Regions from separate parts of the Homo sapiens genome. Here region 1 is linked to region 2. A link is an interaction called in ENCODE POLR2A ChIA-PET data of the cell type or tissue named here. Cell type or tissue: MCF 10A. All regions are shown on one strand. Each heading gives the region's core, and the rest is flanking DNA. Links, peaks and the distances in the headings are about the cores only.

Evidence for each region. ChIA-PET counts read pairs that join two places held together with the same protein. Peaks named below come from ENCODE experiments on the same cell type or tissue, not always from the same donor. Only the 100,000 strongest peaks of a DNase experiment are listed, where the experiment ranks them.
Region 1: POLR2A ChIA-PET joins it to region 2 with 23 read pairs; 14 of 35 experiments call an interaction of 5 or more read pairs at or near these places.

What each region holds. Positions count from the first base shown.
Region 1 is chr9:94,150,645-94,162,894 of GRCh38, reverse strand. It overlaps the pseudogene LOC107987099. Among named protein-coding and RNA genes, the nearest start is that of MIRLET7A1HG, 9.5 kb to the left of the region's middle. RefSeq lists enhancers at 8,557-8,726, 8,863-9,032. In MCF 10A, for the core only: no CTCF peak of the experiment used is centred there; a DNase peak (open chromatin) is centred at 5,734.
Region 2 is chr9:94,091,756-94,104,005 of GRCh38, reverse strand. It overlaps PTPDC1 (protein tyrosine phosphatase domain containing 1), which reads right to left. Exons shown (of 9, transcript NM_001253829.2): 5 at 8,552-8,689; 6 at 5,427-6,685; 7 at 2,255-2,440. Among named protein-coding and RNA genes, the nearest start is that of PTPDC1, 13 kb to the right of the region's middle. RefSeq lists an enhancer at 9,040-9,792. In MCF 10A, for the core only: no CTCF peak of the experiment used is centred there; DNase peaks (open chromatin) are centred at 6,065 and 6,935.

The DNA of each region.
Region 1 (12,250 bases), core at 1,489-9,488, 60 kb before region 2:
ACGTTTGCCTCCCGGGTTCAAGCAATACCCTGCCTCAGCTTCCTGAGTAGCTGGGATTACAGGCTCCTGCCACCATTCCCAGCTAATTTTTGTATTTTTAGTAGAGACAGGGTTTCACCATCTTGGCCAGGCTGGTCTTGAATTCCTGACCTCGTGATCCACCCACCTCGGCCTCCCAAAGTGCTGGGATTACAGGCATGAGCCACAGTGCCCGGCCAGGATATACTATTAAGTGAGAAGTAAGGTTACAAAAAATTTGTTTGTCTTATAACAACAGTTAGATCTGGAATTACTCCTAACCTTTATTTTCTTTATATATATATCTGGATTCCTGGTAGTATGTATTGCTTTCATAACTAGGAAAAAATATAAAAATAAAAGCCATGCCAGTGACCGATAGTTGTTCCCCAATATCCAATGTCTCCTTTTTCTATAATAAACAGAAACCCAGTTTTTTGGTGATGGTAGACTTAAATTACTCCCTGACTGTACCTGTGTGACTAAGTTCTGGCTGGTGAGCTGTGAGCAGGATGGAAGGGGGTTCTGGATTCCCTCTGTCTCCCGCTTTCTGATTTCTAGCTACTTGGATGTGATTGGGGTGTGGTGGAGAGCCACTATGTCCACCAGTTGCAAGCAGCAGTGAAGAGCTAACCTGAGTCCCCTGGTAGCATCACAGGGCACCCTCTACACAAGCTTGGACTTTAAGTGAGAAAGACATGACTTCCATCTCATGTAAGCCCCTGAAATTTGGGTATACTTCTGCCGGAAGCTGGCCCGATGTGGTAGACATGCATGTAGGCATTTTGTGGAGAGAACATGCAGCCTTTGGAACAGAACAAACATGAGTGAATGTCCAGCAACTCCGTTTCCTAGGAACGGAGTTCCTTTGGATAGAGACTCCGTATTTCAGCTAGATCATACCTAGGAAAGTGATTTGGGATTGCTGAGTGATAAACAGCCTGGTTGTCATTAATGATCATTATTTGGCAAGGGTTAGGAAGAGCATGCATTTCGCTGTTTGTCTGGGGTCAAACAGAACAACCTGCTTGCAGAGCAAAGCAGCGCATGGTATTCCTTGGGTTCAAGTCCGAGCTTGCTCCCGTGTCCAGCCTGGGCCTCCCTCTCCATTCACCACTCCTGCCACTGCTCAGGTCACCTGGCATGCTTGTCCCATCTTCGTCTGGCTGGTCCTTGTCACCCAGATGGCACTTGAACCTCCCCTATTTAGGGAGGACTTTGCTGGCCACCCAGTGTAAATCTCCATCTTTAATGAGATTTCACCACTCTGTTTTTGTAACACTGTAACATTTTGGCACTCTCTGGCTCCATCTTGCTTGTTTTATTGATGTTCTACCCCCATGAGGGCGAGGAACTTGTCTGGCATGTTTTCACTACTGTATTTTACATTCTAGAACAGGGCCTGGCAAACGCAGTAGGTACCCAGTAAATATCTCTCGAAGCGTAGAATTAAAAGTGAAGAGATGGCCAGGCGCGGTGGCTCATGCTTGTAATCCTAGCACTTTGGGAGGCTGAGGCAGACAGATTGCCTGAGCTTAGGAGTTTGAGACCAGCCTGGGCAACATGGTGCAATGTGATGAAATCCCACCTTTACTTAAAAAAAAAAAAATTAGCCAGCCAAGGTGGCAAATGCCTGTAGTCCCAGCTACTCAGGAGGCTGAGGCACAAGAATCACTTGGGCGCAGGAGGCAGAGGGTTGCAGTGAGCGCAGTGAGCTGAGATCACACGACTGCACTCCAGCCTAGGCGAGAGAGGGAGACTCCACCTGAAAAAAAAAAAAGTGGAGGCTGAGCTTGAAGGACACAAATAAAAGGAGTGGCCACAAGGGGAGCCTAGCTCATGAAAGTCAGGACTCACAGAAAGTATGAATAAGTTGAGGGAGAAGCAGCTGACTGGGCCCAGGAGAAAACTGGGCAGAGATGCTGAGTAGTGAGTAGACCAAAATCCTGCAGCTGAGGTTCCTAGAGTAGCCAAACTCCAAACCACAGCCAGAGGCCCCTTGTCCCTAAGGCCCGTGTCCCAGAGGCCTTGCCATCTCATGATTGCAACTCTACCTGTCTATCTGTCTCCATGCAGCCTTAGGACAGAACCCTCCCTCTACCTTTCTGCAACTGGACAAATGAGTCTGTTTTCCTTGTAACCAAGACAACTAAGGTAAAGCAAACACATACTCCTGGAAATTGTGACCTTCACCCTCCCTAAGCCCCTTTCTCTAGGAGAGATTTAGTGCTCTGCCTTTGTGTAGCTGCTCTCCTCCGGCCCTACACTCATCACATGGTGTTGCAAAGATGAGTTTGCCTCTTGGTCTCCCAACTATTCACAGGTTAGACTTCCTGCTCTTATTCCTGAATGTGATAGTTTTATGTGTCCGCTTGACTGAACCTCAGGGTGCCCAGATATGTGGCCAAGCATTATTTCCACGTGTGTCTTTGAGGGTGTCTGGAAGGCAGCAGCATTTGAATTGGTGGACTGAGGAAAGCAAGTGGCCCTCCCCAGTGTGGGTGGGCAGCATCCAATCCATTGAAAGCCCAAATGGAACAAAAAGGTGGAGGAGGGTTGAATTTGCACCACCTATTTCAGCTGGAATATTGATCTTCTCCTGGTCTCAGTGCTCCTGGCTCTCAGGCCTTCAGACTCAGACTGGAATCTACACCATCAGCTCTCAAGTTCTCAGGCCTTTGAACCACACCACCAGCTAGCTTTCCTGGGTCACCAGCTTGCAGATGGTAGACTGTGGGATTTCTCAACCTCCATAAATCACACAAGCCAATTCCTCATAATAAATCTGTTTATATCTGGATATATCTCCTCTTGGCTTTGTTTCTCTGGTGAACCCTGCCTAATACGCTGGGTCTTCTGCAACAGTCAACCCAGGTCTGTCTTAGCACAGAGCATGGTGGATGTGTTGACCATGAGGGTGATGTCTGGATAGTGCCTTCCAAAACCTCACCTAGGAGCCTCCCATTTTCTGTGTGCTCAGAAGAGCTGCCTTTTGAAGAGTTACAGCAGAAAGAGAGAAAACCCACAGCTGGAGGCTCCAGGCATAGTGAATCTCCCCAGGGAGCATTCCCGGGGTGGAGTGGACATTTATTATATTTTCTACCTACAACCAGGGGTTTGCAAACTGGTGATGGCCTGGGGGTCACATCTGGTTCACAGAAGTGCCTTCTTATACCCACGCAATGTTTTAAAGCTATTTTTAACTAGCTGACAGCATGCAAAAGAATCAAGACATTTAACAGGAAAAAAAAAATCTAGATTTCTTGCTTCTCTCAGAAAAAATTGGCATCTCTGGCTACACTCAGCCTACATTCCAACATGACAATATTTTCTTTATGTGCAGCGTGGGCTCTGCTATTTGTCACAGTCCCCATTGAGCCTGCTTCATTCTTACTACAAGCCTGGCCCCTGAAGTCATCTAAATTTGTGTCCTCTGGCCTGGAAGCATGCCTCTTCTTTTGAAATACAGCTCCTGCCCCACTTTAGTTGTGGGGTTGTGGTCTCAGCTGTTAATCACAGTACCTTAACCACAGAGGTGAGTGGGTAACACACACTGGTAAGTCCTATAAGGGGACAGTACCTCAATAAGGCCAGTGTCCCTTCCTGGAAATGTAAACATGGACTGGGAGAAGGAAGTCCTCTTAGCTGCAGATCCCAAGCTGTAATGACATGTGAGAAGAAGTCAGTCCACAGCAGAAAAAGCAAAGCAAGAGTCAAGAAACAGAGTCAAGGCTGGGCGCGGTGGCTCACGCCTGTAATTCCAGCACTTTGGAGGCTGAGGCGGGCGGATCACAAGGTCAGGAGCTTGAGACCAGCCTGGCCAATATGGTGAAACCCCGTCTCTACTAAAAATACAAAAATTAGCCAAGTGTGGTGGCGGGCGCCTGTAGTCCCAGCTACTTGGCAGGCTGAGGCAGGAGAATGAATCGCTTGAACCCAGGAGGCGGAGGTTGCAGTGAGCTGATTGGTGCCACTGCACTCCAGCCTGGGTGACAGAGCAAGACTCTGTCTCAAAAAGAAAAAAGAAAAAGAGACAAAAAACAGAGAAAGAGGTCATGATAGCAGCTGAGTCCCCACATCCAGGCATCCTCAAGGACACTCCATCCCTTCCCCGTTGAGCATCAGAAGCTGTACATTTCCCTCTTTTCTCACCTGGAGCTGGATGGAATTTCTGTCACATGCAACCAGAGATGTTACTAATAAAGTGGTTAGGAGGAGGACTGGCTTGAGAGTAACATCTAGAACCCACATTTCTACCATGCTATTTGCGATTTTCGACAAACTGCTGATCTCCTTTCACCTCAGTTCATCTGTCTGTTCGTTCGGCACTAGGCACTCTAATGCTTACCTCCTCAGGTGGAATGGAGTTCTCATAACGTAATGTATGTAAAGCATTAAACTCAGTGCTTGTCATAATAGACATTCACAAAGTAATTCATAAACACTGAATTTTAAGATAAATGTTTAATAAAAACTAGTGGACTGGAAAGAAGAGTGAGTGAACTTCTGGAGAATTGTAATAGTGGTTTTTTTTTTGAGATAGGATGTCACTGTCACTCAGGCTGGAGTGCAGTGGCACGATCATAGCTCACTGCAGCTTCGAACTCCTAGGCTAAAGCTGTCCTCTCACCTTAGCATCCCAAGTAGCTGGAACTACAGGTGGGGGATACCATGCTTGACCATTTAAAAAAATTTTTTTTTTTGTAGAGACAGGGTCTTCCTGTGTTGCCCAGAATGGTCTCAAGCTCCTGGCCTCAAGTGATCCTCCCGCATTGGCCTCCGAAAGTGCTGAGATTACAGGCGTGAGCCACCGCGGCAGGCCAGCAGTGTTCTTTAAGGTGATGTTTCCAAATCAGTACTGCTTTCAGAGACTTAGGAATATCCTACAAGAAGTCAGGCCTCACCCAGATGGACTTGAATTTGTTTTACGGCTCACTGTTTAAGTAAATATGTGATCCTAAACCAGTTATTTACATTTTTTGACCCTGAGTGTCCACCTATAAGGTGGAGATAATAATTCTCAGCTCTTTTAGTTATTTTGAGAATTAAATTAACTCATTAATATAAAGGGTGCATAGTAGTCTATGGTAAGCATTTAATAAACTGTAGTTAGGACTGTTGTGAAGGAAAAAGAACAAAATCCATGGACAAGAGCTAACCAAGGCTTCATTTCTGTGGAGTCATTGCCGTTGTAATGTCTAGTATTTGAAGCTCAATTGAGCTGAAATTGCACAGTAAGTCATCAGAGCACGATGCTGTTCTGTTCAGTTGTGCCAAGAACTCACCTCCTGCACCACCTCCAGCCCAGCCAAGCTCAGCATCTCCCACTAGTTAAAGCCCTCCTATGTTAGCTTTCAGCAACAAGCTTTTAAAGCAGGTTTCCATTAAAAATGGAAAAAAAAAAAAAACTTTGGATGATTAATTAGCAGCAGAATAACCCAAATCAAGAGAGAGATCACAATGTGGAAAGTTTTTTTTTTTTTTTTCTTTTTAAGAAGTGAAGTCTAGCAACTTTCAAATTACAGGCAAAATGATCAAAGTTTTTGACATTTTGAGGCCAAAATATGACTTTACGCTGTTGATTCCCTAGACTTAAGCCCACTTCCTTGTGTGGAGAACACACCAGTGGAGGAAGTGGAGGAGGAATAACATGGGTCCCCAGGAAGCTTTGCCTCTTTGTTCGGTTTTGGCAGCAAGCCCAACTCTGACTTGCATAAAATCTCCTGGAGCGTTTGTTCCAACAGTTCGCTCTGCGTGGCCCTGCCCATCCTGCAGGCCTCGGGCAGCCTGGCCACGGTGGCCAGCGCCTGGGCTAACTCAGGCAGGACCAAGTCAGCAATATCTATTCCTTTAATGAGCTCTTGAAATTAGTGCCTGATAGACATGTTGTCCTTTTCAGGGACCTGGGGGACCATGCCATCGTGCATGAGCCTCTTCATCTCCGTCCTGAACTTTTTGTCCTTTCTCGCAGAAACTATATCGCATTCTGGTGCTGCTGCAGGAGCCTCAGCATCTGGTGGCAGAGCTGGCGGGGGACTGTGAGGTCCCAGGCCACCCACTGCAGCCTCTCCAACTCGGAGGCATGCTCCAGCTCCTGCTTTGAGGTAACCATGTGGCTGCGGCTGTGGATGCCGCTGATCAGGCAGTTTCCGATGGTTTTGATCATGGTCCTTGTGCTGGTGGTGCTGGTGGACAGGTCTGATGAGCCTCTCTGTGTCCTGCCAAGGGAGCACTAACACACACTTAGGCAAGCCCTGCAGGGAGGCCCTCCAGCCCACAGGTTCTGCTCTGCCCGGGCTTCCACCCTGAGGCAGGGAGGCCCCAGGCCTGGCAGACACTGCTGGTTGCCAGCCCACTACCCGTTTTTCACCACTTTTCTACCCAAAGAACTCTGATTCTTTGGGGGAACCAATGTGGGCAGCTAAAAATACTACATTCATTTCCTGCTTCCCTTGACATTGGGAGTAACCAGGTGTGCAATGGAAGCAGAAGTAGAATCCAGTCAGGTGGGCTTTTAGGAAGCTGCTTAAAAGTGGGCATGTGCCCCTGGGACCAGTCTTGACCCTTCCCTTTCCCTTTGCCGGGATCATGGACAGGATGCCTATATGGGACAGCCATCCTGTGACTACGTGCTGACAAGAGCACCTACCAAATGGCTGAGAGAAAAGGGCTGGAGCATCACGGATCCCAAGCCAGCCAGCCTTGACTTCCTACCTTGGGACATTTCATTAAAGTAAAAAAATAGAACCCCTAATTTTTTAAAGCCACTGCTCATGGACTTCTGCTACAGCCAAATGCAGATCATTGTTGAAAGAATAGCCACATGGAAGAAATCACCTGAATAATTTAGAGGGAAATAAATGAAATCTCAGATGCAACCATTCTAATATTTCTAGAAAAAGTCAAGATCTCATACTCCGGAACTGGTGGTCTTCAGTTCACCCCTAAAGCCCAGCACCAAGCTGGGCACGGCAGCTCACACCTGTAATCCCAACACTTTGAGACCCAAGGCAGGTGGATTGCTTGAGCTCAGGAGTTTGAGGCCAGCCTGGGCAACATGGCACAACCCCATCTCTGCAAAATATGCAAAAATTAGCTGAGCATGGTGGTACATGCCTGCAGTCCCAGCTATTCGGGAGGCTGAGATGGGAGGATCCCTTGAGCCCAGGAGGTCAAGGCTGCAGTGAGCCGTGATTGTGCCACTGCACTCCAGACTGGGTGACACAGCAGGACCCTCTCTCAAAAATAAATAAAAGAAATAAAACCCAGTACCAGCATCACCCCATGATCAGGTCTTTCCAGATGGGGCAGCAAAAAGTAGGGGAAAGCACACCAATGAAGAAGCCACACAGACCCAGGAGAATCTTGGTTCTTGCTAGCTGGGCAGCCTTGGATCTCAGTTTCCTGCCTTCTAAGAAAGGGATCCTGGCCAGGCACAGTGACTTACACCTGTAATCCCAGCACTTTGGGAGGCCGAGGTGGGCGGATCATGAGGTTAGGAGATCGAGACCATCCTGGCTAACACGGTGAAACCCCGTCTCTACTAAAAATACAAAAAATTAGCTGGGCGTGGTGGCGGGCGCCTGTAGTCCCAGCTACTTGGGAGGCTGAGGCAGGAGAATGGCGTGAACCCGGGAGGTGGAGCTTCCGGTGACCTGAGATTGTGCCACTGCACTCCAGCCTGGGAGACAGTGAGACTATGTCTCAAAAAAAAAAATAAATAAATAAAAATAATTTAAAAATTTGAAAATTTTAAATTTTTGTTTGAGTACATAGATGTAGATCTAATTTGAATATTTTTATATTTTCTGTCTGTAACTTTCTGAAATATGGAATATAATTATAATAAGTTTCAGTGTCTTCATCTACTAATTCTAACATTTGTCTCAGTTCTGATTTGATTTTGATTGTGTGATTATTGTCCTCATTATAGACTATGTTTTCCTGCTTCTTTGCCTGCCTGGTAATCTTTGATTGGATGCCAGACATTGTGAATTTTACTTGGTTGGGAGCTGGATATTTTTGTATTCCTATAAATCTTCAATTTTGTTATGGGATGCAGTGGAGGTACTTGGAAAGAGTTTGATCCTTTCAGGTCTTGCTTTTATTGTTTTTTAGGTGGGTCCACAGCAGTGGTCCATCTAGGGCTAATTATTCTGACTACTTGGAGGCAAGACCTTCTGAGTGCTCTTCCCAGTGTTCCATGATGTATGAGTTTTTCCGGTCTTGTGGAAATAGGCATTGTTCCTTGTCCTGTGCAAGCATCAGGTGCTCTTCCCTCAATATTTTTATGTTTCCTTGTCTGACCTTGGGTAGTGTCTTCACAGACATATGCTGATCAGTTCACTGCTGAGTACTCAAGGAAGACCCCTGACAGGTCTCCAGGATCTCTGTTTGTGTAACCATCTCCTCTCTGAACTCTGTCCTATGTACTCTAACTGCTTTGGTCTCCCTAGACTCTTAGCTCCATCTTCTGAACTCAGGGAAGGTAAATTAATTGGCTATTAACTGTTCATTTTTTGAAGTCCTGAAAGCAATCAGGACTGACCCAGTTCTTAAGGTGCGCATTTCAAAACTTGGCATGTTTCAGGACAGACTCAAGGGGAACCTGTCTCTAGAGAATGCAATCTATGATTTCTCCTTTGCATTTATACACTACCTTTGTTGGCCTAGTGCTCTGAAGAGAAAACTGTTGAAACCAGAACCAAACATTGTCTTCCTGTTAATGTGGGGACAGGAGAGGAACCATTCAAGCCATACCTCCGTTTCCTGGGCTGTGCTCTCAGATCTCTGCAGCACCTGCTGAATGTCCTCAGCAAAGCTAGCTTTCCTTTCTGTGTACACATCAGCAATCTTGGCTACCTGGTGAGAACTGTGGTCCCCAGAGAGCTTGAATATCCTGCATATTGGCTTTTCATCACTTAGGCACAACTGATTGAGAGAAGAAAAGTCAGTGAAACTTTCTTTCCTTCCTTTTCCAACCCTATGCACTAGAGACCTGCCCTACCCAGGCTGATGACATTGTGAATGTGTGAAGCAAGTATTAAAAGTCAGTTGCACAGGACACCCTGGTGTGTGTAGAACAGAGGTGATGATAGTACTAGGATGGTCTGGTGGTGATTTAGTAAGTGCATGTTGTTATTTCACGGAATCCTCACACGACCACCCTTTGCTTTAGATAGTATGGTTTTTGTTTTGTTTTGTTTTGTTTTGTTGTTGTTGTTGTTGTTTTAGACGGGGTCTTGCTTTGTCACCCAGGCTGGAGTGCAGTGGTGCAATTTCAGCTCACTGCAACCTCCGCCTCCCAGGTTCAAGTGATTCTCCTGCCTCAGCCTCCTAAGCAGCTGGGACTACAGGCACGTGCCACCACACCCGGCTAATTTTTTGTATTTTTAGTAGAGGCAGAGTTTCGCCATATTGGCCAGGCTGGTCTCCAACTGCTGGCCTCAAGTGATTTGCCCGCCTCAGCCTCCCAAAGTGCTGGAATTACAAGTGTGAGCTACTGCACCCAGCCTACATAGTACGGTTTTATGGGTGACGAAGCTCAGAAGGCTGCAAATAACTTGCCAGGAAGGGACAGCACTGGGATTAGAAGACAAGGTCCTTCTGAGTCTAAGGTCAGAGCTTTTCCCACATTACCACACCACCTGCCTCATAGGACTGCCATGAGAATTAAATAGGGCGATGCACGTAAGATGCCTGGAGTAGTGCCTGACACCTGGATGACATTAAACCCCTGGTAGCTATTGATAATATTACAAGGACCTTCACAAACAAAGTGAGCCCCACTACGGGACTGAAAGCTGAGCACATTTCTAGATGGAGGGGATCAAAGAGGAGCCATCCCCTCTGCCTGCTTCTTCTGCTTCCACCCCTTCCTTACTCAGTTCAGGGGCAGGCTCTGAATGAACACCATAGAGGTGACTGCTGAAGATGAGGCAGAACCATAGCAAACTTGTGAAAAACTAAACCAATTCTTAAAGGCATAGTCTAAAGAGGAATATATAATTGCACCTCAGGGGCTTGACCTAGCCTGTCCCAAGCAGTGTCATTGATCTCAGCAGAAGTGCAAGCTGCAAGGAAGAGAGGAGTGGCTCAGGCGGTGGCCCAGGTAGCTGGTTGAGGGTAGAGGATCTCAGGGAGACCCTGCCTCACCGCGGCAGACTTGATTCAGAGCTAGGAGACCCTCTTCCAGAGCCTCTTTCAGAGCCACATCTCTGCTTTTGGAGTTGGCTTCAGAGTTTCAAGTTACGGCAGAATTATGAAGTCTCATGAATACTTTTGACTTCTTCCAAGTAAATTGTCAACTTAGGGGGCCGGGCGCGGTAGCTCATGCCTGTAATCCCAGCATTTTGGGAGGCCAAGGTGGGCGGGTCACCAGGTCAGGAGATCGAGACCATCCTGGCTAACACGGTGAAACCCCATCTCTACTAAAAATACAAAAAAATTAGCTGGACGTTGTGGCGGGCGCCTGTAGTCCCAGCTACTCGGGAGGCTGAGGCAGGAGAATGGCGTGAACCCGGGAGGCGGAGCTTGCAGTGAGCCGAGATGGCGCCACTGCACTCCAGCCTGGGCGACAGAGCGAGACTCCGTCTCGAAAAAAAAATTGTCAACTTAGTTTACACCTGATAATGAGCAAAGACGAAGCAACCTAGATGAGGCCCCTAAGGCTGGTGGCTGATGCTACCTAATCTATGAAACATGGAAACTCTGCCTTCTCCTGCCCCTCCGGGGTTGCTCGGGGAGTCAAGTAGGCTAAAGGTTGTAAACGTGCTTTGTGAACAGCAAAGAATTAAAGCCTTTTAAAGGGGTATCCCATCTGACAGAAGGATCCATCCTAAAGTCAGTGCCAAAGGGGAAAATTACCTCAAAATTCCCTTTGAAGATCCCTTAGCAAGGGAATGTGGAGTGTCTTGTAGAACACATCTAGTTTTGTACAAGGCACACTGTAGATATGTGTGTAGAAATGTACAATGTACAGAGCATTGCACAGAAACAACCAAGGGTTCATATGGCACACTGTGCGGAAAACGTGTGCTGAGCATCCAAACGCCAGAATTACACTCAGCTCTCCAAAGGAGTCCCTCCTCACCAGCCATTCAGGAGGCAACAGAAGGAATAGCCGGTTCGCCAGTCTCATCCTACCGCACCCTCTCTCCGAGATGACTGAGGGTGGCTGGAGTCTCATAAATCTCATAAATCACTGTACCTGTTTGAGCCCTTCTACATGTGACCCCTTCAACCCCACTGTGGGCTGCAGGGCTGAATACTGCATGTGTGTGTGTGCGCGCACACACACATGCACCCCCCCTACACATGCACCCCCTCACCCCCCGCACACACACACACATTCGTCCCTGGGCTCCACGTTACAAATCAAGAATAAAGTTAGCACTGGGCTGTGGATTTGGAAAGTAATCCTCTACTATACTCCTGAGTAAACATCTGGTTTCAACTATGTAGGCTTACCGAGTAATTTGACAGATTGGGCAGCTAGGCAAAAAGAAAATTTTAAAAAGTATAATTTAATACCAGATTCATGATTTTTCCACGCTTTTCACACATCTGAGCGAGCTGGTTTTGCTCCCCGGTGTGAAGTGTCTCAAGTACTTCCTTAAGCTTTTCCAGGATATTTTCAGCCAGGATGTTTCCCTGCAATCCATTTGTTCCCCTGCCCTTCAAATAAATGTCCTAAAACACAGAGATCACATGAGTTTGTGGCAAATTCCTGAGGCCAAAGGCCACCTCATCTTTGGGGGAGGTTGAAATATGTCCCTTCCTGGTCACTAAAACACCATCTGGGAGGAGGAAAGAACTCACATTCCACCCTGGGGAAGGCTGACAAGACCTGGAGAGGGAAGTGACTGTGAGAACCCTGCACGATGACACTTCCAGGCTGGCCCTGCTGTGGGCCTGTTACCAGTATCTGTTGTGAAAGTCACTACAAACTCCATCAGGTGAAACTGGAATCTGCGTTCCTTCAGTCCATTGAGTTTTGGTTAGGACCTACTCTGTCTTCCACAGAAACTCAGTCCAGTGGTAAGAAATGCTCACAGTCAATGACTGCACAGTTGGATATGCCAGTGGAGTGCAGAGAACGAAGGACCAGGTCTCACTGTGTCTTTTATTTTCTGTATTTTGATGTTTTGGCACCTGGGGCCTGCCCTCCCAGGGTTAGCCAACTCCTAGACAGAGTAAAGGATCTCACCTGGGACTGTGCTTTTCAGATGCA
Region 2 (12,250 bases), core at 2,691-10,690:
TGTTTCTCTTGCAGTGAACTGAATAGATTTTCCCATTCTTGTTGTTTCTGGATATGTCAGTAGTCTAGTAGATGGTGACATGTCATAGAGATACATGGACTAATTAACTGGGCACTGAGTGGTCAGGATCTGGGTACCCAGCCACTGCATATGATATGGAGGGAGGCAGGTAGACAAAGAAAAGGACAAGGACAACCCCAGTCCCCCAGGAGCAATGCAGTGCTTAAGTGCTTAGCCTCCAACCTAAGGGGGTAAGATACTTAAAAATGTGTCCACTGACTTGACTCCTGGGGGCTGTTTACCTTAGCAAAGAAGAAATTCCATCACCTTCAGCAATACATATCCAAGATGTAATGTACAGGGACCCATAAATTTCAACTCTGAAAATCTACTCTAAGAGCATAATCTATAATAAAGAAACACCTGCAAGCACAAATTATCATTACAATGACGCCTATGAAAGTAAAAAACCTGAAGCAATATAAATGCCCTAGGTGAATTGCCCGAGGGTGAATTAGGATAAAACAGGCAGCCTTATGTAATAGAAAGCACATGGGCTTTGTGCCAAAGTGGTCTGAGCTTGAATTCTGCTCTGACATGTGGTGCCAACCTTGGGCATGCAACCTCAGCTTTCCTTGTCTGTGAAATGGGCCTCTACCTCTAAGGGGTATTGAGATAAACAGAAGAGAAAATGTAAATTATGTCCTGAAGGGCTTGGCCCAGTCACCTACCAAACATTAATCTGCCTTTTCACCATCTCCTGTTTTAACTCTGTGATTTAATTGCTGAGAAAATATCCTAAGAAAAGGACTTCGGATACAGGAAAAATCACTTCTTAAAAGATATGTATTGCATAACTGTGGTATGTGAGTGTATGTGTGTGTGTGCAGGCACGCACATGTCTGTGTATTGTGTATTGTATCTGTGTGCATGTGTGTGAACACATGTATCTGCATGTCTGCATGTGCATCCGTCCATGTGTCCGTGTGTGTGTGTGTGTGTGTGTGTGTGTGTAGTAACAGCAGAAGATTTTTAGTGAAATTTAGAAACTGAGGAGATGTTTACATGGAGCATAGCAGGTAACTCAAGGCTGGTTATTCAATAACATTGTTTGTTAAAACAAAAACAGGCCTGGCATGGTGGCTCATGCCTGTAATCCCAGCACTTTGGGAGGCCAAGGTGGGTGGATCACATGAGGTTGGGAGTTTGAGACCAGCCTGACCAACATGGAGAAATCCTGTCTCCACTAAAATTACAAAATTAGCCGGGCGTGGTGGCACATGCTGTAATCCCAGCTACTCGGGAGGCTGAGGCAGGAGAATCGCTTGAACCCGGGGGGCAGAGGTTGCAGTGAGCTGAGATCGCGCCATTGCACTCCAGCCTGGGCAACAAGAGCAAAACTATGTCTCAAAAAAAGAAACAAACAAAAACAAAAACAAAAACAAACCCTGTTTTAAACTGAAAATTTAGTATCTCTGTATGGATAAAAATGATAAATTATATAAAAGGATTCATACAATTTCTCCCGTTTCCTAGATCCATTGTCTTCTAATATCTTTTCCTAAAGGTGACCACTATTACCAGTTTCTTATTTCTCCTTCTATATTTTATACATATATACATATTTCCTCTATTTTAAACATATATCTTTTATATATAAAATATAGAAAACATCTATATTTTACAAATAAAAATTATATATACATGTATATATGTGTGACACCTACCCCTTTTTAAAAATACGAATGAGTGCATATCCCAACCTAATTCATAATTTTTCCCATATGCATGCTCACAGCAAATAAGTAGAAACAAACAACCAACAGTGAAACAGTGCTTAATTATGGCACAGTCTCGTGTTACAGCATCATATCCGTTAAGAGTCAATATTTATGAAAAGCTTACATTATTCACAGGAAAATAGCTATGTTATAACTTTAAGCAAAAATGAAATATAAACTTGTATGTTAAAATGATTTTTAACAAGTTAATATACATATTGGTAAGTTTAAAATGTTTGAAAATGTTTGCAGTGCCTCTCCCAGGACTATGGATAGTTCTCGTTTTTATTTTTGTATTTTCTAAGTGTTTACACTGGGTATCAGTTTCTTCTCTTCTCTTGGAAAAACTATTAAATTAGATCTAGATTTGGGATTCTGTGTGAATTCTCTTTTTTTATAATGGATTTTTTTTTTCTGCGTGAAAAACTAAGGGCCTCAGTTACAGTCATTAACTGGTCCTACAGCCACTTTACCTTCTCTAATAAAAAAAGTGCTTCTGCGGCATCTGCTCGCCTGTCAACCAACATGTCCACATCCTCTTTGGTGATTACAGGCTCCTTCAGTTGCTCCACCCAAGACCACATCAAGCTGCATAGGATGAAAGGGTCCCTCTCGCCACATATTCTTTCCCAAGCTCCATCTCGGGAATTAAGCTCTTTCTAAAAAGGAAGAGAAAGAGACAGACAGACAGAGACAGAGACAGGGAGAGGAGAGGGAGGTGCACCATTTGACACTGCATGATTCTTGCGCTGCCCACAAGAGTGAAAGACTCAGGCTCCAGAGTGCAGAACTGGGACCCCTCCCAGCCTCTCCACTTCCAGGCTGGACACTGGACTAAGACACTGAATTCTGTAAGCCCCAGTTTCTCTCTATGAAACTCATCCCCTGCTTCACAAGCTGTTGGGCTGATTGACTGAGATAAGGTCGGTTAAAGCTTATAGCACAGGGAAAGGGCTTAGTTAATCCAAGTTCTCTACTTTATTCAGAAACCACAGAAACAGTTCACAAGAGTCTTCCTTTTCAGCCTTCTGGTGAACAAAACAGAACTATTTTTTTGCAATAAAGTAGATGGTAGATGAGAAAGTAGAAATAAGGGAACATTTATACATTAACCTGGGGTCTAAGGAAAAGGAAAAGCTTTGAGCTTCGAAGTCTGCAAAAATAAAATAAAGGTGCTTGAAAGCTGGTAAATGGGGCATATGTACTTCTTTGAAATATCTTTTTAGCATCCTATGTAGGATTTAACAATAAGCCCCGAGTCCTGAAATTTGACATAGGGAAGATAACTGGAAAGTTTTTCTAATACTCCAAATGCCTAGAGAAAATTTAAGCATGAGATTTTAATACTTTACCTCACAGAGAGCAAGGGAAAAGTGAGATAAGGATTTTCATGAATTTCTGACAGGGTTCAGATTTATGTTTTAGTGAGTCAAATACATTTTAACAAAATAGAAGTTAAGTGTAATAATTGCTACCATTCACTCATTCATTCACCTACCCAATATTTACTACATGCACACAGTGGGACAGAGACTGTAATACATGTCTTATCTCTAACTCTCAAATGGCACCCAGCAGGGAGCTTCCTCACCAATACATATAATGGGGCTCAAGAAAGATGAAATAACTCACCTAGGAGCCAAAAGCTAGAAAATGGCAAAGGGGGTGTTCATACCCAGTTCTGCCTTACTCCAGAGTCTGTGCTGTTTCTATTATGCCACAAGGGCCCTCTGGTACTGGGCTTCTCTTTATTATCTTATGAATACACCAATACTTTGTTATTCACAGTCCTTCATATCCCATAGATCATGTATAAAACAAAGTAGCTCTTGATTCAATCTTATGAAGGAGACAAGCTGGGCAGAACTGACACTAATCAAAAATGCTCTTAGCAAAATGACTATCTTATCATGATGTTTCCTGAGGCTCTCCAGGGAGGTTAGCCAAGAATCTTGGGATAATGGAAAGTGTTAAACACATGTGCTGTACCCTGACTCTGCCACACGCATGCCACGTGACCCTGAGCAAGTCACTTACCCTCTAACCTTCATGACCTTTAGCATCCTCATCTGTGATACTGAATTCACAAGATTAACAAAGACTGTAGAAATAGTATCATCTGCCTTACAGATATGTTCTATGATAACTGTGAAAAATCACATGAAATAATATATGTGAAATGGTCTAGTACAGGCATGGGTGGCATTATACTATTCAAATAATGTTCATTTTATTCTTTTCCAGAATTCAACTGATTTTTTTGATAACTAAAAGTCCTAAAATAAAATCTAGAATGGAAAAAAATGCAAAACTATCCTGATTAAAGGTCTGTGTTCACCTCCAGAAAATGCTTTCATATACACTACATACGGTCTGGCCCAAACCAAGTCCTGAACGCTTCATCACCACAGCAGAGCTTGCATGGGCACTGGGGCTGACCCAGGAGTGGGGGTGCGAGATTTTCATCTAAAATAGAAGACTCTCTTTCTTGCTAACTCTTAACACACAGTAATGCCCAGGAAATATTTGCTGACTGAATGAAAGACTTTTTCAGTTTGGAGCAGAAAATAAAGAAAACAATTCATTTTGGAAGAAAGCAATACATTTAACTATTGGATAGGCGAAACACAATTCTGAAGAACAAAATTTTTATCAAAAGTTCTCTCCTCCCATCATATAATTAAAAGTTAATGTGAAGCTCCAAACTTAATTTTCATGCCTCTGCAACTGAAGAGATACTGGCACTCAGAAATTTTATATGCCTTGTTTAATCAATGGCAGACTATGAAAGCGAGCTATTAAAATAATTCACAGTAGGTTATGGGCTCAAAAGTCAAGATCTCGGTGATTCACGACTGTCCAAGTCAGCCTCCTTTTGGGGTAGTTTAGCTGTTTCTCATAGCTAGGTTTATAAGGCCTATCTTTTCTCGAGAACAGGTGCTCATTCAGGGCAAAGAAAGTGTGGCTGACTTATGACTGTATCCTAGTAAAAGCACAACACAAAAAAGAGTTAAACATTTACATTCTAATTGAAGTAAAAGCTAAGAAATGGACCCCAAAGACCTCAACTCAGCTAAAGTGAATGGCACGTAGTAATCTGTGGTTTCACCCACTTGCTCTCCTGATTTCCCATAGTTGCCCTATTAGGGCAGGATTGGCAAGTCTGAAGGAGAGGATGCCAAAGAGACAGCCTCACTCTTCTGACCTTGCTCAGCACCAGTGTTGATGAGCTTTGAAAAATAAACATTTTATTTATGTCTGCACGTCAGTAGTTCTCAAAGTATGATTCCCTCTGCCAGGCCTCATAAAGATGCTTCTAGTCAGTTTCGAATGCTGTCTGCTGTGGGCCAGTTGCCCCCATAGGCCCAGGAAGAAGGAAACTACTAATATCAATGCCTTGTGTGGGTCAAGCATCACACCAAGTGCTTTCTTGAGTATGCAGATTTAAATGAAACCATACAAACACCCTGTGTTTTTTCTATAACATCAGGTTCGCATCAGAGACGAGAAACCTGAAGTTAGAAAGTATTATGCAAACGTATCTTCACATTTCTATAATAAATAAGTTTGGGAAAATGTATCACACTTTTGCCCTGACATAAATATTTCCCACATATCTATAATTAAATTAAGTACTAATAATACCTGCCACATTTCTACCTTCCTTTTTAGTTCCTCCTTTTCTACAGATTCATTTAAATTTGCTAGGGCTTTGGCCGCCAGTATTCTTCTTGCCTCAGCACTCAATTCAGACTGTAATGCAGAGTGTGAAGCTGCTTCAGACAGATCTTTACTGTCCTGGGTTTCATGTTCAACCAAGAACTGTGCTTTGGGACTGGAGCCACAGTCCAGAGGGCTTCGGGGTGTCCTGCTGTTCTGCCTGACAGAGCCAGGGCTCCCAACACCATGAGTTTTACACTGACAGTGAGACACTTGCTGGTGAGCAGGGTTTGGATCCTTATGGACATTTGCAAAGCTGGGTGAAACTGGCTCCCCAGGGCTGTGTGAGCCTGAAACATCTGCAGAGAAAGCTCCACTCTGCTGTGCTTCCTTTGGAATGATCCTTCCATGGAAAATTGGTGACCCATTATCTTTGAGTCCTTCCAGGCCTCCAAACTTTGACTGACTCCAGAAAGAAAGTGTGCTGCGAACCAAGGCTTCCTTGTGTAAGTCTGGTTCTGGAGACTGTGGGATGTAACAATGGCTTATGAGCTTCTGCTGCCTGGGCTTGTGGCCAACCAAGATCTGGGCAGGCACTGTCTGTGGAGTCTCCCCTTGCTCCAGGAGGTTCTCGGCCCTCTTTAAATCTGAGTCACTGTAGCTGAGCCGCCTTTTCAGATGAGTCAGGGGTTGAAGGCACTCAACATTCCGCCTTTTCCAAAGAGGGTCAAACTGTTGCTCATTGGAGAAAATCATGCCTCGATTGTCAAAATCTGCTGCCACTGCAGTGGGGTTAGGCGGGTTGGACACATCACTGTCATGCCTCAGTAACTCTTTATCCAGCTGCATGGTGACCATCTCAGACATTGTCTTTTCTATTTCAGCAGAGAGACCAGGTCCTTCGGACACATCCTTCATCATCACTGGCCTGTTCTCCGCTAAGTCCAGCAGCAATTTGCAAACTAGGTGGATAATTTTTGGCACGTGTTTCAGAAGTCGTGCCTCATAACCATGAAGCAGATGACGCTGGCGAATTAGATATTGAGGTAAGGTGACAGCATGTGCTTTGGGATCACAGCAAGAGAATATATTGCGGAGAGGAGTTAGAAACTGAGTAAATTCCCTTACACAGAGGAGCTGTCCTCTGGTTTGTATGGAATTGGGTCGCTTTGCCCGCACAAATATAATTGCTTGGTCAGCAGTCATTCTCGTTGCAAAAACTAAGTAACAGGCTATTAAAACACCTAAACAGTGAAGAAGAGAAGACTGGTATGAGAAAAGCTTACATTTTTATTTATTTTATTTATCACTCTTTGATGATTTACAATTTGAATATGTGTTAAGAAACCATATAAATAGAGACACATTTTAAGGACAATTATGATGATAACTTTGTGACTTTTTGTAGAGGTGTTATTTTGCACGTTCCTTACTGCACAGAACTTTATTAAATGTCTATGTGGCACCGCCTCCCCATGACTGAGTCATCTCAGTAGCCCAGAGCTGTGCCAGCACAGGCACAAGGTAGGTGAGTAAGTGTGCAGGAGGGAAGGGAAACTGATCATCTGGCCCATCTATCCTCCTTGTTCTACTTAACTCCATCAGAAGAAAGCAAATCCTGTTTCTATTTTCCACTCTGAACAGTTCTTGAGAATTTCCATCCAATCAATCCATACACTTTGTGTTTGGAACCTCCCACCCTGCTATCTTTGCCATCAACTGCTGGCACATCCCAGCTTGGCACTCTCCCTACCACGGCAGTTTCTTCTTTAGGGATTATTCATATTTGCAGCCTACTTTTCTTCTTGGCAATTCTTTTTCCAGATTGTGCCTATACTAATATGTGTTTTCCTTCAGACCATGATATAATTCTATTTTTCCATAAGCAATTATGGAAAATTAAGCAATCTTAAGGAAGCCAGGCTTAGTGGTATAAACATTAGGTATTCTTACTAACATCTAATTAAAAGGAATAACTAGTAAGGTTATTACTAGTTAAAAGGTAATAATTAATAAATTAATTCAAATATAACAGTCAATTAATATTAAAGTAAAAGGCAAATCAAATACACCTGTGTGATCCCCAAGTTTGTGAACATCTTGTTACATATGAAAATCAGAACCTCTGAAAACTGCATGCTCTCCAGTTCACAGTCGGTAACAACATACCTTTCTCACTAGGACACAGAAGATCTTAGTATAAATGTAAAATGTCTGCAGAGCTATCATGTCAATGTCTAGAAACAGTGAGATTTTGGCTTGATCCTAAGAGCTACTAATCTCAAGCAGAGCTGAGTCCCCTCCCCTGCGCATGCTTCCAGGTATGTGGCAGATCCCCTGGCAGGAGCACAGGTACACTGCGGACAGAGCTGAGCTGCATGTGGTTGGATCAGATGACAATGAAAATTTCAGCCCTACGGCCTTCATTTTTGCCCCAATATCAGCACTGTAATGAAATTCAGCTGAATGTTTTAAGTAAAATCACTGACTTTTTAATAGAATTCTGGGCACAGATAGACTCTTCTTCACAAACAAAATCCTTATACCTCCAAAAATGGAAAGCACATGAACTCTGGAGTCAGACAACCATGGATTTAAAGTGTGGCCCTGGCACTTACTAAATGTAGCAAATTACTTCTCTCAAATTGCAGTTTCTCCAACTCACATTGTTGCTAAAGACTTTAAAATGATATATATACGGTCATTGTAACTACCTGTTTACGGTATTTCAAATATCTTAAAATTTTTTTTGATTTAATTTTTAATGTTAACATAATAATTATACATATCTATGGGGTATATAGTGATGTTTTAATACATATAATGTATAGTGATCAGATCAGTGTATTTAGTATACGCATAATCTTCAACATTTATCATGCATTTGTGTTGGGAACATTCAATATCCTCCTTCTAGCTATTTGAAACTATATATCATTTTAACTATAGACACCCTACAGTGGTACAGAACACTAGAACTTATTCCCTTCTTCCACCTGACTCCAAAGCTTTGATAGGATTCTGAGAAACATTTACCCTCAAATTAGGAAATCTTATTCCTTTTATGTTTAAATATGCCTACAGGCAATAAACCACCTCTTAGGACCTACCTGTTCGACCAAGCCCTGCATGACAATGGATAGCTACTTTTCCTTCCTGTAAGGCAAATGTCATCACCTTCACCATATCTAGGATAGTAGTAAGAGACGCTACACCATAATCCTTCCATCCGAAATTGTAGAAGTAAACTAGGAAAAAAGAAAAGGAAAAGAAAATCAACATACAGGAAATTAATGAAAGTACAAACACTAATGAAAAGTACACAGATCTACACTGAGACTGAGGCATGTAGATCTCAGTGCATACACTGCATAAAATAAGAGGGATTTTACATTCCCAGTAACTTTACTGTTAACATTTACTCACAAAGCACATTTTATGTTACTTAAGACATTTCCTGAGGGGAGGAGCCAAGATGGCCGAATAGGAACAGCTCCGGTCTACAGCTCCCAGCGTGAGCGACGCAGAAGACGGGTGATTTCTGCATTTCCATCTGAGGTACCGGGTTCATCTCATTAGGGAGTGCCAGACAGTGGGCGCAGGTCAGTGGGCGCACGCACCGTGCCTCAGCCGAAGCAGGGCGAGGCACTGCCTCACTTGGGAAGCGCAAGGGGTCAGGGGGTTCCCTTTCTGAGTCAAAGAAAGGGGTGATGGACGGCACCTGGAAAGTCGGGTCACTCCCACCCGAACACTGCGCTTTTCGGACGGGCTTAAAAAACTGCGCACCACAAGATTATATCCCGCACCTGGCTCGGAGGGTCCTACGCCCACGGAGTCTCGCTGATTGTTAGCACAGCAGTCTGAGATCAAACTGCAAGGCGGCAGCAAGGCTGGGGGAGGGGTGCCCGCCATTGCCCAGGCTTGCTTAGGTAAACAAAGCAGCCGGGAAGCTCGAACTGGGTGGAGCCCACCACAGCTCAAGGAGGCCTGCCTGCCTCTATAGGCTCCACCTCTGGGGGCAGGGCACAGACAAACAAAAAGACAGCAGTAACTTTTGCATACTTAAATGTCCCTGTCTGACAGCTTTGAAAAGAGCTGTGGTTCTCCCAGCACGCAGCTGGAAATCTGAGAACGGGCAGACTGCCTCCTCAAGTGGGTCCCTGACCCCTGACCCCAGAACAGCCTAACTGGGAGGCACCAGCAGGGGCACACTGACACCTCACACGGCAGGGTATTCCAACAGACCTGCAGCTGAGGGTCCTCTCTGTTAGAAGGAAAACTAACAAACAGAAAGGACATCCACACCAAAAACCCATCTGTACATCACCATCATCAAAGACCAAAAGTAGATAAAACCACAAAGATGGGGAAAAAACAGAACAGAAAAACTGGAAACTCTAAAAAGTAGAGCACCTCTCCTCCTCCAAAGGAACGCAGTTCCTCACCAGCAACGGAACAAAGCTGGATGGAGAATGACTTTGACAAGCTGAGAGAAGACTTCAGATGATCAAATTACTCTGAGCTACGGGAGGACATTCAAACCAAAGGCAAAGCAGTTGAAAACTTTGAAAAAAATTTAGGAGAATGTATTACTAGAATAACCAATACAGAGAAGTGCTTAAAGGAGCTGATGGAGCTGAAAACCAAGGCTCGAGAACTACGTGAAGAATGCAGAAGCCTCAGGAGCCGATGCGATCAACTGGAAGAAAGGGTATCAGCAATGGAAGATGAAATGAATGAAATGAAGCGAGAAGGGAAGTTTAGAGAAAAAAGAATAAAAAGAAATGAGCAAAGCCTCCAAGAAATATGGGACTATGTGAAAAGACCAAATCTACGTCTGATTGGTGTACCTGAAAGTGATGTGGAGAATGGAACCAAGTTGGAAAACACTCTGCAGGATATTATCCAGGAGAACTTCCCCAATCTAGCAAGGCAGGCCAATGTTCAGATTCAGGAAATACAGAGAACACCACAAAGATACTCCTCGAGAAGGCAACTCCAAGACACATAATTGTCAGATTCACCAAAGTTGAAATGAAGGAAAAAATGTTAAGGGCAGCCAGAGAGAAAGGTCGGGTTACCCTCAAAGGGAAGCCCATCAGACTAACAGCGGATCTCTCGGCAGAAACCCTACAAGCCAGAAGAGAGTGGGGGCCAATATTCAACATTCTTAAAGAAAAGAATTTTCAACCCAGAATTGCATATCCAGCCAAACTAAGCTTCATAAGTGAAGGAGAAATAAAATACTTTACAGACAAGCAAATGCTGAGAGATTTTGTCACCACCAGGCCTGCCCTAAAAGAGCTCCTGAAGGAAGCACTAAACATGGAAAGGAACAACCGGTACCAGCCACTTCAAAATCATGCCAAAATGTAAAGACCATTGAGACTAGGAAGAAACTGCATCAACTAACGAGCAAAATAACCAGCTAACATCATAATGACAGGATCAAATTCACACATAACAATATTATCTTTAAATGTAAATGGACTAAATGCTCCAATTAAAAGACACAGACTGGCAAATTGAATAAAGAGTCAAGACCCATCAGTGTGCTGTATTCAGGAAACCCATCTCACGTGCAGAGACACATAGAGGCTCAAAATAAAAGGATGGAGGAAGATCTACCAAGCCAATGGAAAACAAAAAAAGGCAGGGGTTGCAATCCTAGTCTCTGATAAAACAGACTTTAAACCAACAAAGATCAAAAGAGACAAAGAAGGACATTACATAATGGTAAAGGGATCAATTCAACAAGAAGAGCTAACTATCCTAAATATATATGCACCCAATACAGGAGCACCAAGATTCATAAAGCAAGTCCTGAGTGACCTACAAAGAGACTTAGACTCCCACACATTAATAATGGGAGACTTTAACACCCCACTGTCAACATTAGACAGATCAACGAGACAGAAAGTCAACAAGGATACCCAGGAATTGAACTCAGCTCTGCACCAAACAGACCTAATAGACATCTACAGAACTCTCCACCCCATATCAACAGAATATACATTTTTTTCAGCACCACACCACACCTATTCCAAAATTGACCACATACTGGGAAGTAAAGCTCTCCTCAGCAAATGTAAAAGAACAGAAATTATAACAAACTATCTCTCAGACCACAGTGCAATCAAACTAGAACTCAGGATTAAGAATCTCACTCAAAACCACTCAACTACATGGAAACTGAACAACCTGCTCCTGAATGACTACTGGGTACATAACGAAATGAAGGCAGAAATAAAGATGTTCTTTGAAACCAACGAGAACAAAGACACAACATACCAGAATCTCTGGGACGCATTCAAAGCAGTGTGTAGAGGGAAATTTATAGCACTAAATGCCCACAAGAGAAAGCAGGAAAGATCCAAAATTGACAACCTAACATCACAATTAAAAGAACTAGAAAAGCAGGAGCAAACACATTCAAAAGCTAGCAGAAGGCAAGAAATAACTAAACTCAGAGCAGAACTGAAGGAAACAGAGACACAAAAAACCCTTCAATAAATTAATGAATCCAGGAGCTTGTTTTTTGAAAAGATCAACAAAATTGATAGACCGCTAGCAAGACTAATAAAGAAAAAAAGAGAGAAGAATCAAATAGACGCAATAAAAAATGATAAAGGGGATATCACCACTGATCCCACAGAAATACAAACTACCATCAGAGAATACTACAAACACCTCTATGCAAATAAACTAGAAAATCTAGAAGAAATGGATAAATTCCTCTGCACATAAACTCTCCCAAGACTAAACCAGGAAGAAGTTGAATCTCTGAATAGACCAATAACAGGAGCTGA